Linked DNA regions of Homo sapiens: region 1 is linked to region 2. Evidence: read pairs that join two places in POLR2A ChIA-PET (ENCODE). Cell type or tissue: OCI-LY7. All regions are shown on one strand. Each heading gives the region's core, and the rest is flanking DNA. Links, peaks and the distances in the headings are about the cores only.

Region 1 (4,795 bases), core at 796-4,795, 49 kb after region 2:
CCAAATCAGATCTGCAGATAAGACTCAGGAGTGGCTTCCAGAGAGGTGGCAGGAATGTGTACTATCATAGTAACCTGTAGTAGTTTGACTAGTAGTAGCTCTGACTTGAGCAATTGGTGGTACTGAAATGGGAAAGATTGGAGGAGGATTAAACTTTGTAAAGATATTGAACCAGGTTTCAGATATACTGTCTGGAGCTTAAAAGTCTTAAGTAGTATAATAAATTACACAGGGAAAGAATCTAGAGTAGGAGCCAGGTGCAGTGGCACATGCCTATGGTCCCTATTACTTGGGAAGCTGAGGTGGGAGGATCCCTTGAGCACAGGAGTTGGAGGCTGCAGTAAGCTATTATTATGCCACTGTACCCCAGGCCAGATGATAGAGCCGTCTTTATTAAAAAAAAAAAAAAAAAAAAAAGGCTGGGTACAGTGGTTCACACCTGTAATCCCAGCACTTTGGAAGGCCGAGGCGGGCAGATCACGAGGTCAGGAGTTCAATATAGTGAAACCTTGTCTCTACTGAAAATATAAAAAATTAGCCGGATGTGGTGGTGCGTTCCTGTAGTCCCGGCTACTCGGGAGGCTGAGGCAGGAGACTCGCTTGAACCCAGAAGGCAGAGGTTGCAGTGAGCCGAGATTGCGCCATTGCATTCCAGCCTGGGTGACAGAGTGAGACTCCATCTCAAAAACAAACAAACAAACAAACAAACAAAAAAACGCCAGGTGCCATAGCTCATGCCTGTAATCCCAGCACTTTGGGAGGCTGAGGTGGACAGATCACTTGAGGTCAGACGTTCAAGACCAACCTGGCCAAAATGGTGAAACCCCATCTCCAAAATGCAAAATATAAGTACTAAAGATACAAAAATTAGCCTGGCCTGGTGATGCGCACCTGTAGTCCCAGCCACTTTGGAGGCTGAGACAGGAGACTCACTTGAACCCAGGATGCAGAGGTTGCAGTGAGCCAAGATGGTGCCACAGCACTCCAGCCTGGGTGACAGAGTGAGACTCCATCTCCAAAAATAAAAATAAAAAATAAATAAAAATTAAAAAATTTAAAAAATGCCAAAATATTTTAGAGAAAGAAAAGACTGACTGAACCTAAGGAATTCCAACATCTGGAAGTCTGGTAGGCCAAATCAGATCAGCAGATAAGACTCAGGAGTGGCTTCCAGAGAGGTGGCAGGAATGTGTACTATCACAGTAACCTGTAGTAGTTTGTGTCTTGTGTTCATTTTCTTAGTACTGCCTTTTTGAAGGACAGAAGTTTATAGTTTTGGTGAAGTTCAGTTTACCAGCTTTTTTTAAAAAAAAAAAATCATGCTGTCATATCTAAGAAATTTTGCCTAACCCAAAGTCACAAAGATTTCCTTCTACATTTTCTTTTAGGAATTTTATAGTTCGTTTTCGAATTTAGATTTGTGATCCACTTGAGTTAATTTTTGTGTATGATGTGAGGTAAGGGTCTGAGTTCTTTTCTTGCAGATGGATATCCTGTAGTAGATTTGGAGTGAGAAGATTACATTCAATCCAAGTTCTTCTATTTACTAATTTTACAGTCTTAGAGTTAATCACGTTTCGAAGCCTGTTTGCCCATCTATAAAATGTGATTAGTTAAATCTAATAAGATTATTGTCAGAATGAAACAAATGAGACAATAAGTGAAACCACTTTGGCATAGTGTATGGCGCCTAGTAGGACTAAGATAGATAAATGTTAGTGGAGTTTGAAAAACACTCCCAGGATACCCAAATACTCTTCTTGTTTGTTTCTTTAAATTCGTTTCAGTGAGTGAATAATGCCCAAGCTTTTGGTTTTCAGATATAATCATTGTAATATTTAATCCCTTGAAATTACCTCTTAATCTTAAAGTCTATCAGCTTTAAACTCTAGGCAGCAAATGCACTGCAGGCATGTTTTAGGGAGTTTTGACTTCTTTGGGTTTGTTTGATAACATTTGATAAATAATTGCCTTTCTGTGTTGAATTTCTTTCTTTTTTCCCTTTTTTTTTTTTTGAGACAGAGTCTTGCTCTGTCGCCAGGCTGGAGTGCAGTGGTGTGACCTCGGCTCTCTGCAAGCCTCGCCTCCAGGGTTCACACCATTCTCCTGTCTCAGCCTCCCAAGTAGCTGGGACTACAGGCACTCGCCACCACGCCCGGCTAATTTTTTTTTGTATTTTTGGTAGAGACGAGGTTTCACCATGTTAGCCAGGATGGTCTCGATCTCCTGACCTTGTGATCTGCCCATTTCAGCCTCCCAAAGTGCTGGGATTACAGGCATGAGCCACTGCGCCTGGCCTCTTTCTTTTTTCTTTTAACTTTTTTTAGAGACTGGTTCTCACTCTGTCACCCAGGCTGGAGTGCAGTGGCATGATCATAGCTCACTGCAGCCTTGAACTTCTGGGCTTGAGCAGTCATCCTGGATTAGCCTCCCTCATTATGTAGAAGTATTAAAAGCATGGGTTCTACTTTTGACAGACATAGCGTATTCATATATGGGAGCTGTTGAGTAGTGAGAAATGACTGCATATGTTTTGAAGGTAAAGCTGACAGATTTTGCTGACAGACTGCGTGTGTAGGATTTGAGATAAAGGAAGGAGTCAAGGATGATAACAAGTTATTAGGCCAAAAATTTGTCATCTCAATTCAGTAGCAGATGATCTTTTCAAGGCCTGAGTCAGATCATGTCATTTCTTAAAACCATTTTGATGGCTTCCTGTCTCAAAGTAAAAGCTAAAGTCTTTATAAGTCTGCAAGGCCCTCTGTATAAGTCCTGCATGCCCTCTCAGTCTGCGTACTCATTCAGTTCCAGGAAGCCGGGTTGGGCAAAGGTCTCCATTCTATTTCTGAAACACAACAAAAATACTTCCACCTCAAGACCTTCGCACTTACTTTTTGGCTTGACTAGAACCTCCATTTCCTGGGTATGTGATTACTTAGCTAGTTTGATATATCCTAAGAAATATGATGGTTATCTGTGGAAATTTTAAAGAGTCTGAAGCCCAGCACAAATTTAAATGAATAATGTGCTATAAATTTTTTTCTTTTTTTTTTTTTTCTTGAGATGGAGTTTTGCTCTTGTTGCCCAGGCTGGCGTGCAATGGCACGATCTCGGCTCACTGCAATCTCTGCCTCCCAGGTTCAAGAGATTCTCCTGCCTCAGCGTCCTGAGTAGCTGGGATTACAGGCATGCGCCACCACGCCTGGCTAATTTTGTATTTTTATTAGAGACAGTGTTTTTCCATGTTGGTCAGGCTGGTCTCAAACTCCCAACCCAACCTCGGGTGATCTGCCTGCCTCAACCTCCCAAGTGCTGGGATTACAGGTGTGAGCCACCATGCCTGGCCTAATGTGCTATACATTTTTAAATAAAATCTTGTGTCGCTAATTTATACTTTTTTTTTTTTTTTTTAAGAGATGGGGTCTTGCCCTGTTGCCAAGGCTGAAATGCAGTGATATTTTCTTAGCTTACTGAGGCCTCAAGTTCCTGAGTTCAAGCAGTCCTATTGCCTTGGCCTCCCAAAGTGTTGGGATTACAGGCGTGAACCACCACACCCAGCCTATAACTGGTTTTTAATGTTAAGAAATAATGTTGTAATGTTTAGAAATAAAAAGTCTCTAGCCATGTTTAATAAAGATCACAAAGGAAAACAAAAATTCCTTGTAGATGAGCAGGCATGGTGGCTTGCCCCCTGTTAGCTGCGCGGGAGGCTGAGGTGAGAGAATCATTTGAGCTCCAGAGTTTGAGGCTGCAGTGAGCTAAGAAGATGCCACTGCATTCCAGCCTTGGCAACAGAGCAAAACCCAGTCTTAAAAAAAAAAAAAATCCTCAGATAAGACAAGTTAGATTTTACTTTTTTTTTTTTTTTTTAAATGGAGTTTTACTATTGTTGCCCAGGCTGGAGTGCAATGGCACGATCTTGGCTCACCACAACCTCTGCCTTCTGGGTTCAAGCGATTCTCCTGCCTCAGCCTCCCGAGTAGTTGGGATTACAGGCGTGTGCCACCATGTCCCGCTAATTTTTGTATTTTTAGTAGAGAAAAGAGTTTCACTGTGTTGGCTAGGCTGGTCTTGCTCCTGACCTCAGGTGATCCACCCGCCTTGGCCTGCCAAAGTGCTGAGGTTATGGGCATGAGCCACCGCACCTGGCCAGATTTTACTTGTTTTAAGCTAACAATCTACCTGCATTGTTTAATCTATAACATGGCAATTTTAAATAGGTTTACTTATCTAAAAAGAAAAAGAATTGTTCTTCATTGTTCTTCCAGGCTAAAAATCTTATAAAATTCCGTTAACTTTTTCATTTGTATGTTGTTACACTGCCTCCCTCTGTATATAGCATATACATATATTTTCAGCTCTCTCTTTGACTTTCCACTTAAATGTTTCACAGGTACCTAAAATTTAATGTACTTATTACTGAACCCTTTGATCTTCCCTTTCTGTCTCATCCTGGCATACTTCTAGAATATTGGCCCCACAAAGCAAGGGTTTTTGTCTATATTTTGTACTATTGTATCTCCAGTTCTTGATATATAACTTGGTAAATATTTGTTGAATGAGTCTCCAAATGGTACCACCATACCATTTACCATTTGGTCAAGTCTTCAGTTTTTTCCACCCTCATCCTCTCACATTATATTGACAAATATCTAACATGTCTCTTAAATCCACCCGTTTTTCTCTATTTCCATTGTTACCATCCTAATCTAGTATGCTGATATGACTGGTATTCCAGAACCAACTTTTGCTGTCTTTGGAATAATCTTCCTTCCTCAGCAAACAGATGTTTCTC
Region 2 (12,384 bases), core at 1-4,000:
CCCTCTCAAAGTGCTGGGATTACAAGCGTGAGCCACGGCGCCCGGCCAAACACAGTTATTCTACTGAAACTTGTTATAGACAAAGTTCTCCAGAGCATTTGACTCTAGATACCATGAATCCATCTAAAAAGAAGAAATCTACTTAAAGACAGTATTCAAGGCTGGGTATAGTGGCTCATGCTTGTAATCCCAGCACTTTGGGGGACTGAGGCAGGTGGATAACTTGAGGCCAGGAGTTTGAGACCAGCCTGCCCAATATGGCAAAACCCCATCTCTCCTAAAAATACAAAGATTTGACAGGTATGATAGTGTTCATCTGTAATCCCAGCTACTTGGGAGGCTGAGGCATGAGAATTGCTTGAACCTGGAAGGCAGAGGTTGCAGCAAGCCGAGATTGCGCCACTGCGCTCCAGCCAGGGTGACAGAGCAAGACTGAGTTAAAAAAATAATAATAAAAGGCAGTATGCACAAAGTGTTCAGATCAGCCGTCAGTCCAGACTCACCTTATGGATCCTAGAGATAAGCCTTGTTATTCCTTTCAGCATTGTCCTTGTACTCTTAAAAAAAAAAAGTGAAAGGTAAAGCACAAATGGGAAAAAATATTTGCAACATGGGAAACTGACAATGGATTATTATGGGTTAATAATATGGAGTAATATCTAGAACATATAAAGCATGCCTACAGCCTAATAAAGAACAATGAGCAAAAGACACAAACAAGCATTTCACAGAAAAGAAACACAAATGGCTAGCAAACCCATGAAAATATTTTTCAACCTCATTACAAATCAGGGTAATGCTAATTAAAACCATGAAAATGAGATACCATTTGAAGCCACCTTATTACAAAAATAAAAAAATCAGGGCCAGGCATGGTGGCTCACGCCTGTAATCCCAGCACTTAGGGAGGCCGAGGCGGGTGGATCACCTGAGGTCAGGATTTCGAGACCAGCCTGGCCAACATGGTGAAACCCTGTCTCTAACAAAAAAAAAAAAAAAAAAGACAGAGAGAGAGAGAAAGAAAAAAACTTCTACATGTACACTGAGAAATAGAAATAAAGATGCTCATATTAGCAGAGTACAAATTATAAAAAGACTGTAAAAAAAACAAATGTCCGTATGTCCATTGACAGAACATTGGATAGATACAGTCATAGAATGGAATACTGGAAAGCAATACAAAGAACAAATTACCATTACATTCATCAATATGGATCTCAAAAATGCATACTGAGTGAACACTACATCTAGCATAGTATGACATGTAAAATAAAAAACCAAAAAACTTCATTGATTATTTGGGGGATATATATATAGGAAAACTGAAACAAAAAGGCAAGAGAATGATAAGAACAACAAATAGAATAATGGTTACTCTTAGGGAGAAAGGAAAAAGATGGGGGCAGGCACACAAGGAAACTGATAATAAGCTATTAACTAACACTGGATAATGGATACATGAGTATTTGTTTTATTATTTTTATAACATGTGTATTATATTAATTATTTTGCATGCTGAAAATACTTAAAAAGCCTGAATCTTTTGGAGCTAAAAGAGATTTAAAAATACTTAAATGTAACTCTCAATATCCAGTAGTTATAGAATAACTTAAGTTAAATGTCTATGTAATTGATTAGTTCATTTTGGCTATCATTTTCACTTTTCTTTTTTTTTTTTTTTTTTGAGACGGAGTCTCGCTCTGTCACCCAGGCTGGAGTGCAGTGGCGCGATCTCAGCTCACTGCAACCTCCGCCTCCCGGGTTCAAGCAATTCTCCTGCCTCAGCCTCCCAAGCAGCTGGAACTATAGGTGCCCGCCACCACGCCTGGCTAATTTTTTGTATTTTTAGTAGAGACGGGGTTTCACCGTGTTAGCAAGGATGGTATCGATCTCCTGACCTCGTGATCCGCCCGCCTTGGCCTCCCAAAGTGCTGGGATTACAGGCGTGAGCTACCACGCCCGTCCCTCATTTTCACTTTTCTTGCAACCAAAATCTTTAAAGCAACAACAGAGTTGCACCCATTTAACCGAATAGTTAGTGAGCACCTACTATGTACCAGGCCCTGTGAATACAATGGTGAACAAACTGTTATAGTCCCTGACCTTATAATCAAGGAACTTAAAGTACAGTCAAGAGAATCACATAGGCTGGATATGGTGGCTCATGCCTGTAATATCAGCACTTTTGGAGGCTGAGGTGGGAAGACTGCTTGAGCCCAGGAGTTTGAGACCAGCTTAGATGACACAGTGAGACCACCTCCACAAACAAACAAACAAACAAACAAACAAAACAAAAAAAAAAACCTGGCACTGTGGCACATGCCTGTAGTCCTAGCCACATAGGAGGCTGAGGCGAAAGGATCACTTGAGCCCAGGTGTTCAAGGCTGCAGGGAGCTATGATCGCACCACTGCACTCCAGCCTGGGTGATACAGTGAGATATTGTCTAAAAAAAGAGAGAGAGAGGTACAGACTCATATAAATTCCTTTAAATTTTATTTCCTCTTTCTTTCTTTTTTTTTTTTTTTTTTTTTTTTGAGACAAGCTCTCACTCTGTTGCCCAGGCTGGAGTGCAATGGCAAGATCACAGCTCACTGCAGCCTTGAACTTTTGGCCTCATGTGATCCTCCTGCCTCAGCCTTCCAAGCAGCTGGGACCATACATGCCCATTGCCTGGTTAATTAAAAAAAGAAATTATTTTATTGGTAGAGATAAGCCTTCCTATGGTGCCCAGGCTGGTCTTGAACTCCTGGGCTCAAGCGATCTTCCTGTCTCAGCCTCCCAAATGCCAGGATTACAAGTGTGAGCCACCATGCTCTGCCTCAAGTTTGTTATTTTTTATTTTTCTTGAGACAGGGTCTTGCTCTGCCACCTAGGCTGGAGTACAGTGGCACAATCACAGCTCATTGCAGCCTCAACCTCCCGTATTCAAGCGATCCTCCCACTTCAGCCTCCCAAGTAGTTGGGATTACAGGTGCAAGCCACAGTACCTGGCTTTTATATTTTGTAGAGACAGGGTCTCGCTATGTTGCCAGAGCTGGTCTTTCCTGGGCTCAAGTGATCCTCCCGCCTTGGCCTCCCAAAGTATTGGGATTACAAGCGTGAGCCACCTGCACAGCCATACTACTTAATGAAGACGCCAAAGCACTCCTAAACTCAGTCATTCAAGAAGCATATGACATGCTTCCACACGCCCACACTACACAGAGTCTATAGTGGTGAATAAGACTGGGGTGGTCTCTACTGGCCTGCCTGCCTTTTTACTTGTGGGATTTCAGGGCTCCTTTTCTAGAGTGCAATGTCACTCCAATAGTATTTGACCTGCCCCACTGTGCTCCCCAGATCTTCTCAATGCTCCCCGGCACAACCACTACTGGAAGAGCTGTGGACTAGGAAGCAGGCTGGGTACTGGAGAGGAAGGAGTGTGTGACATGGTCCAGATGCCCTTCTTTCCATAGGCGTGCCTGTGGACACTGGAGCTATTATTTTGCCTATGTTATAGACACTATGAGAAATGACGGTCAGAACGTGTAATCAGCTTCTGTTCCAGGACACTATCATCTTGAACCCAAATTAAAATAAATGATCTACCAGCATCCAGACTTAAACATTTTCTCCACTGAAGCCTTGCTTAAAATTCTTCAGTATTTCCTCACTACTTTATTATTTTGTGAGATCGGGTCTCAGTCTGTTGCCCAGGCTGGAGTGCAGTGGCGATCATAGCTCACTGCAGCCTCTAACTCCTAGGCTCAAGCAATCCTCCTGCCTCAGCCTCCTGAGCAGCTGGGACTACAGGCACGTGCAACCACCTCGTGGCTATATTTTATTTTTATAGAGATGGGGTCTGGCTATGTTGCCTAGGCTGGTCTCTAACTCCTGGCCTCAAGTGATCTTCCTGCCTTGGCTTCCCAAAGTGCTGGGATTGCAGGTGTGAGCCACTATGCCTGGCCCTCACTAGTTTTCAAGTAAAAAAAAAAAAAAAAAAGATATACCTTCTATATGGGAATAACAAGATACTTTAAGAAGAAGGGGAAGGACCAGGTGCAGTGGCACACATCTATAATTCTAGCACTTTGGGAAGCCCAGGCCGGAAAAAATCATTTGAGGCCAGGAGTTGGAGATCAGCCTCGGCAACGTGGCCACACTGCAACTCTACAATTTTTTTTTTTTTTTAATTTGCCAGGCATGGTGGTCTGTGCCTGTAGTCTCAGCTACTTGGGAGGCTGAGAAGGGAGGATCACTTGAGCCCAGGAGTTCAAGGCTGCAGTGACCAGCGCACTCCAGCCTGGGCAACAGAGTGAGATCCTGCCTCCACAAAAACAAAAAACAAAACAAAAACAAAGTTGCAGGTAGGTGGGTAAGGAGAGAAAGAAATCTCAAAAGTCTCACCCTAAAGCAGACAACCTAGACTAAATCACATTTCAAAATATTTTAAAATACCTATAAGCCGGCCGGGCGCGGTGGCTCATGCCTGTAATACCAGCACTTTGGGAGGCCGAGGCAGGTGGATCACGGGGTCAGGAGTTCAAGATCAGCCTGGCCAAGATGGTGAAACCCCGTCTCTACTAAAAATACAAAAAATTAGCTGGGTGTTGTTGTGGGCACCTTGTAATCCCAGCTACTAGGGAGGCTGAGGCAGAGAATTGCTTGAACCCGGGAGGCAGAGGCTGCAGTGAGCCGAGATCGTGCCACTGCACTCCAGCCTGGCGACAGAATGAGACTCTGTCTCAAAAAACAAACAAACAAAAAATCTATAAGCAGAGAAATCCTATCAACAAGCCAAATCAACACAAAAGAGAGGAATGTTTGCTTATTCTATTTTCCAGGGTATATACAAATCAGGACTCTGCAAGATAAGGCTGAATGCCACTAATACTATGAAAAATTGCGTACTGATTTCTGTTTTCAGTCTTTTCATGTCATTTGAACACTTCTCTGCAGAACACAAGTTAAACATTTTGCTTGTAACTGGACGGTAGGTAAGGGACAGGTTTCCTATGAGAAATGACTGATGGTTGGCCGGGCGTGGTGGCTCACGCCTGTAATCCCAGCACTTTGGGAGGCCGAGGCGGGCGATCATGAGATCAGGAGATCGAGACCACCTTGGCTAACATGGTGAAACTCTGTCTCTACTAAAAATACAAAAAATGATTGAACTCAGGAGGTGGAGGTTGCGGTGAGCCGAGATCATGCCATTGCACTCCAGCCTGGGCAACAAGAGCGAAATTCCGACTCAAAAAAAAAAAAAAAGCCAGACATGGTGGTGCACACCTGTAGTCCCAGCTACTCGGAAGGCTGAGGCAGGAGAATCGCTTGCACCGGGGATGCGGAGGTTGTAGTGAGCCAAGATCGCGCCACTGCACTCCAGCCTGGGTGACAGAGCAAGACTACATCTCAAAAAAAAAAAAATTATGGTAAAAATTAAAGATGAATGATAATTATCTCCAGCCTAATAGGAAGCCAAAACAAACAAAATTCTCAAAAATGTCATTAATATACTTCTCCATGCCGGGCGCAGTGGCTCACGCCTGTAATCCCAGTACTTTGGGAGGCTGAGGCAGGAAGATCACTTGAGGTCAGGAGTACTGGTCAACATGGCGAAACCCCATCTCTACTAAAAATACAAAAATTAGATGGGCGAGGTGGGACATGCCTATAATCCCAGCTACTTGGGAGATTGAGGCATGAGAACTGCTTGAACCCTCCCAGGTTCAAGAGGAGGTTGAAGTGGGCTGAGATCACACCACCGCACTCCAGCCTGGTCGACAGAGTGAGACTCTGTCTCAAAATAATAATAATAATAAAATATAAAGTAAAATAAAATACTTCTCCAATATTTTTCAACTGCCATCATTCTGAGCTTTTCCCCATTATCTGCCTCAAGTATTCCAAGACAAAAGAGTTCTGCTTCCAACCACAGTCTTTATTTAAAATGTAGATAATGGCTGGATGAGGTGACTCACACCTATAATGCCCACACTTTGGGAGGCCGAGGTATAAGGATCACTTGAGCCCAGGAGTTCAAGACCAGCCTGGCAAGATAGCAAGACTGCGTCTCTTAAAAACAATTAAAAAACAAAATAAAATGTAGATAAACAAATCCCAAATAGTTGCCTTAGTCTTTTGAAGCTTTTCCAAATGCATGTAAAAAGACATTTTTTTGTATTTGTAATAATCTGTAAGAAACCACAGATTCTTACACACTATTGTGTGTAAAACTCTGCCGCTACTCTGATGAAACTGTTTAGGTAGTGTTAGAGTATTAGAGTTCTCTCTCCCTTTTTTTTTTTTTTTTTTTTTGAGACAGAGTCTCACTCTGTTACCCAAGTGGAGTGCAGTGGCACAATCTTGGCTCACTGCAACCTCTGCCTCCTGGGCTCAAGCAATTCTCCTGCCTCAGCCTCCCGAGTACAGATGCATGCCACCACACTTGGCTAATTTTTTGGTGTTTAGTAGAGATGGGGTTTCACCATGTTGCCCAGGGTGGTTTTGAACTCCTCAGCTCAGGCAATCCGCCCACCTCGGCCTCCCAAAGTGCTGGGATTACAGGCGTGAGCCACCGCACCTGGCCAAATTATCTTTCTTTAAACAAACAACAAAAAGAGTATTCTTGCCTAGACAGGCCAAATGTAACTTCAGAAGGAAGTCAGAAACAGCCTGTGCCAAATTTAGAAAGGTATCCCAAAGACTATGTGCTAAAACTTCAGTGCAGTGGCGTGATCACGGCTCACTGCAACCTCGAACTCTCAGGCCGAAATGATCCTTTCACCTCAGCCTCCCAAGTAACTGGGACCACAGGTGCACACCACCACGCCTGGCTAATTTATTTTTATTATTTTTGTAGAGACAGGGCAGGGTCTTACTATGTTGCCCAGTCTGGTCTCAAACTCCTGGGCACAAGGGATCGTCCTGCCTCCATCTCCCAACATGCTGGGATTACGGGTGTGAGCCACCACACTCGGCCCTTTTTTTTTTTTTTCTTAGAGTCAGGGTCTCATTATGTTACCAAGGCTGGTTTCAAACCGCTGGCCATGCAACCTCTCCCTTCAGCCTCACGAGTAGTTGGGATTACATGTGCGAGCCACTATACCCAGAGAGAATAACAGATTCTTTTTTTTTTTTTTTTCTTTTTGAGATGGACTCTTGCTCTGTTGCCCAGGCTGGAGGGCAGTGGCCCGATCTCGGCTCACTGCAACCTCTGCCTCCCGGGTTCAAGAAATTCTCTTGCCTCAGCCTCCCAAGTAGCTGGGATTACAGACACACCACCACGCCTGGCTAATTTTTGTATTTTTAGTAGAGACGAGGTTTCACCATTTTGGCCAGTCTGGTCTCAAACTCCTCAACCTCAAGTGATCTGCCTGCCTCGGCCTCCCAAAGTGCTGGGATTACAGGCGAGAACCACAGATGCTTAAGATTATGTCGACCTAGTCTAAGGATTGAACTCGTTCAGAACTAAATCAGTGCTACATTGATCTTAATATTAATCACTGAATATTTTTCTGAAATAGGCTCTATAATAAGCAAATTAAAGGCATTATCTTACAACAGTCCCATCAGGTACACGTTATTATGCTCAGCTGAAAATAAGTATGGATAGATTAACTCCAAGGGTATATATCCTAAAATCAGGCAGTTTTAGAATTGAAATCTATGTTTGACTCTCAAGCCTTTCCCATTAGCCACTATATATGCTACACTGTCAATCAGCAAATGCCTAATGATTTCCAGTGATGGGGAACTCAATAGGAAGTCATTATGGTTTTTACACAGCTTTTAATAAAAGTTCTTCAGTAGTTCGAGGCAACATGTCTCCTTGTAGCTTCCATTCACTGTCCTAGTCTTCCTCTTGGGTTTTTTGTTTGTTTGTTTGTTTGTTTGTTTGTTTGCTTGTTTTGAGATGGAGTTTCACTCTTGTTGCCCAGGCCAGAGTGCAATGGCTTGATCTCGGCTCACCACAACCTCTGCCTCCCGGGTTCAAGCGATTCTCCCGCCTCGGCCTCCCGAGTAGCTAGGATTGCCTGCATGCGCCACCATGTCCATGTCCAGCTAATTTTGTATTTTCAGTAGAGACGGGGTTTCTCCATGTTGGTCAGGCTGGTCTTGAACTCCCAACCTCAGGTGATCCGCCTGCCCCAGCCTCCCAAAGTGCTGGGATGACAAGCGTGAGCCACCACACCTGGCCTCCTCTTGGGTTTTACAAGCCATCTTCCACATGACAGCTTTTCAATTATTAAAGGTAGTTATGGGCCGGGTGCAGTGGCTCACACCTGTAATCCCAGCACTTTGGGAGGCCGAGGTGGGCAGATCACCTGAGGTCAGGAGTTTGAGACCAGCCTGGCCAATATGGCGAAACCTCGTCTCTACTGAAAAAAAAAAAAACAAAAAAAAAACCACACAGGGCCGGGCGCGGTGGCTCACGCCTGTAATCCCAGCACTTTGGGAGGCCGAGGCGGGCGGATCACAAGGTCAGGAGATCGAGACCATCTTGGCTAACACGGTGAAACCCCATCTCTACTAAAAATACAAAAAATTAGCCGGGCGCGGTGGCGGGCGCCTGTAGTCCCAGCTACTCGGGAGGCTGAGGCAGGAGAATGGCGTGAACCTGGGAGGCGGAGCTTGCAGTGAGCCGAGATTGTGCCACTGCAGTCTGGCCTGGGCTAAAGAGTGGGACTCCGTCTCAAAAAAAAAAAAAAAAAAAAAGATTAGCCGGGCGTGGTGGCGCATGCCTGTAGTTCCAGCTACTTGGGAGGCTGAGGCACAAGAATCACGTGAACCTGGGAGGCGGAGGTTGCAGTGAGCCAAGACTGCACGCCAGTGTGGGTGACAGAGTGAGACTCTATCTCAAAAAAAAAAAAAAAAAAAAAAAAAAAAGAAAGGTAGTTATGGTCCTCTGCTCCCCACCCCTCCCCCATAAATGCTTTCAGTTTCCTAAAGCAATTATCATGCAGTACAAGTCCCTTCTCTATATTACCCCAATACACTTCAGGTATGATCTACTGTTTCCCTAATTTAGGATATTATATTTCCAAGAGCGACTTTTGTAACTCCATCACACCAGTGCTTCATACGGAGAACACAGTTCACTAAAATCACCAGTCCTTTTTTTAAAAAAATATTGCTACTATCAAAATCCCAGCAATCTTTTTGGTCAAAATTGTCAAGCTAGCTAGGTGCGGTGGCTCATGCCTATAATCCCAGCTCTTTGGGAGGCCAAGGCGGGTGGATCAATTGAGCTAGGAGTTCGATACCAGCCTGGGCAACAGGGTGAAACTCCGTCTCTACGAAAAATACAAAATTAGCTGGGTGTAGTGGCTCGTGCTTGTAGCCCCAGCTAGTTGGGGAGCTGAGGTGGGAGGATCGCTTGAGCCTGAGAAGTCGAAAGTGCAGTGGACTCTAGCGTCGCGCCACTCCACTCCAACCTGGGTGACACAGTGAGACCCTGTCTTAAGAAAAAACTTTTGAAGCTGATCTCAAAATTCATATGGAAATGCCATAGACCTAGAATAGCCCAAGCATTCTTGAAAAATAACAAATTTAAAGGACTCATACATCTTGATTCCAAAACTTACGATAAAGCTACAGTAATCAAGATAGTCTGGTACTGGCATACGCTTACATCATGGTCAACTGATTTTCAACATGGATGCCAAGACACTTCAATGAAGAAAGAATAGTCTCTTCAACAAATAGTGCTGGGACAACCTGATACTCATGCAAAAGAATGAAAATGGACCCCTACCTTACATTATACACAAACATGAATGCAAAATAGCTCATAGACCTAAATGTAAGAGCTACAGGTATAAAACTTGGAGGGGGCGGCCGGGCGTGGTGGCTCACGCCTGTAATCCCAGCACTTTGGGAGGCCGAGGCGGGTGGATCACGAGGTCAGGAGATCGAGACCATCCTGGCTAACATGGTAAAACCCCATCTCTACTAAAAATACAAAAAATTAGCCGGGCGTGGTGGCAGGCGCCTGTAGTCCCAGCTACTCCGGAGGCTGAGGCAGGAGAATGGCGTGAACCTGGGAGGTGGAGCTTGCAGTGAGCTGAGATTGCGCCACTGCACTACAGCCTGGGTGACAGAGCGAGACTCCATCTCAAAAAACAAACAAACAAACAAAAAAAAGACAAAAAAAAAAACTTGCAGGGGTGAGTTTTCTAACTTTTTTTTTTTTTTTTTTTTTTTTTTTGAGACGGAGTTTTGCTCTTGTTGCCCAGGCTGGAGTGCAATGGCACGATCTCGGCTCACTGCAACCTCCGCCTCCCGGGTTCAAGCCATTCTCCTGCCTCAGTCTCCCGAGTAGCTGGGATTACAAGCGCCTGCCACCACGCCCGGCTAATTTTTTGTATTTTTAGTAGAGATGGGGTTTTACCATGTTAGCCAGGATGGTCTCGATCTCCTGACCTCAGGTGATCCACCCAGTTTGGCCTCCCAAAGTGCTGGGATTACAGGCGTGTGCCACTGCGCTCAGCCTCTAATTTTCTATAGCAGAAAATACAGGAGTAAATCTTCATTATCGTGTGTTATGCAATGGTTTCTTAGATATAACATCAAAAGCACAAGCAAAAGAACTAAAAATAGGCTGGGCACAGTGGCTCACACCTGTAATCCCAGCACTTTGGGAGGCTGAGGTGGGCGGATCACAAGGTCAAGATATCGAGACCATCATGGCCAACATGGTGAAACCCCATCTCTACTAAAAATACAAAACTTAGATGGGCGTGGTGGTGCGCACCTGTAGTCCCAGCTACTCAGGAGGCTGAGGCAGGAGAATCACTTGAACCCGGGAGGCGGAAGTTGCAGTGAGCTGAGATCGCGTCACTGCAGTCCAGCCTGGTGACAGAGACTCCGTCTCAAAAAACAAAAACAAAAACAAAACAGAACAAAACAAAAAAACTATAAATAGATAACGAATTGTATCCAAATCAGACACTTGTACTTCAAAGGATACCATCAAGTAAGTGGAAGACAACCCACAGGATGGGAGAAAATATTTGCAAATCACATAGAACTTAACTTATCTCCATAATATATAAAGAACATTTACAACTTAATAAAAAGGCAACTCAATTTAAAAATGGGGGGCCTGGCGGGGTGGCTCACACCTGTAATCCCAGCACTTTGGGAGGCCGAAGCAGGCGGATCACCTGAGGTCAGGAGTTTGAGACCAGCCTGGCCAACATGGAGAAACCCCTTCTCTACTAAAAATACAAAATTAGCTGGGCGTGGTGACGTGTGCCTGTAGTCCCAGCCACTTGGCAGGCTGAGGCAGGAGAATCGCTTGAGCCCAGGAGGTGGAGGTTGCAGTGAGCCGAGATCACGCCATTGCACTGCAGCCTGGGCAACAGAGCGAACTCTGTCTCAAAAATAAATAAATAAATAAATAAATAAATAAATAAATAAATAAAAATAAAATAAGACAAAAATAAACAATAAAATAAATAAATAAAATAGGCAAAAGAGCCAGGTGCAGTGGCTCACACCTGCAATCCCAGCACTTTGTGAGGCTGAGGCAGAAGGATTGCTTATGCCCAGGAGTTTGAGACCAGCCTGGGTAACATAATGAGACCTGCTCTCTACAAAAAATTTAAAAAATTAGCCAGGTGCGGTGGCGTGCCACTGTGGACCCAGCTATTTGGGGGGCTGAGCGGGGAGGATCACCTGGGTCTGGGAGGCTGAGGCTGCAGTGAGCCGTGATTGCACCACTGCACTCCAGCCGGGGGCAACAGAGTGAGACCCTGACTCAAATTAAGAAAAAAAAAGGCAAAAGATTTGAGCAGGCATTTCTCCAAAGTATAAAAGTTATACAAATGGCCAATAAGCACATGAAAAATGCTCAACATTATTAGTCATCTAGAAAATGCAAATAAAAACCACAATGAGATACCACTTCACACCCACTAGGATGGCTCAAATCAAAAGAACTGACAATGATATGTGTTGGACAGGATCTGGAAAAACTGGGATTCTCTCTCTCTCTTTTTTTTTTTGAGGGTCAAAGAACTCATTTATTTTTACTCATAGAAAGTACAAGTATTAGCCTGGCATGGTGGCTCACACCTGTAATCCCAGCACTTTAGGAAGCTGAGGCGAGTGAATCACCCGAGGTCAGGAATTTGAGAGCAGCCTGGTCAACATGGCAAAACTCCGTCTCTACTAAAAATACAAAAATTAGCTGGGCATGGCGGCGCATGCCTGTAATCCCAGCTAATCGGGAGGTTGAGGCAGGAGAATCGCTTGAACCCGGGAGGTGGAGGTTGCAGTGAGCCGAAATAGTGCCACTGCACTCCAACCTGGCAACAGGAGACTCCGTCTCAAAAAAAAAAAAAAAAAAGAAAAAGTTCTAAAATTAGATAGTGGAGGCTGTGCACGGTGGCTCAGG

Evidence for each region. Peaks named below come from ENCODE experiments on the same cell type or tissue, not always from the same donor. Only the 100,000 strongest peaks of a DNase experiment are listed, where the experiment ranks them.
Region 1: POLR2A ChIA-PET joins it to region 2 with 6 read pairs; 8 of 35 experiments call an interaction of 5 or more read pairs at or near these places.

Annotation. Positions count from the first base shown.
Region 1 is chr1:155,534,264-155,539,058 of GRCh38, reverse strand. The region is part of intron 1 of ASH1L (ASH1 like histone lysine methyltransferase); the gene reads left to right. Among named protein-coding and RNA genes, the nearest start is that of ASH1L-AS1, 25 kb to the left of the region's middle. In OCI-LY7, for the core only: no CTCF peak of the experiment used is centred there; a DNase peak (open chromatin) is centred at 2,808; H3K27ac peaks cover 853 bases.
Region 2 is chr1:155,574,823-155,587,206 of GRCh38, reverse strand. It overlaps a transcript of MSTO1 not described here. Among named protein-coding and RNA genes, the nearest start is that of ASH1L, 18 kb to the right of the region's middle. RefSeq lists silencers at 96-259, 10,063-10,200. In OCI-LY7, for the core only: no CTCF peak of the experiment used is centred there; no DNase peak of the experiment used is centred there.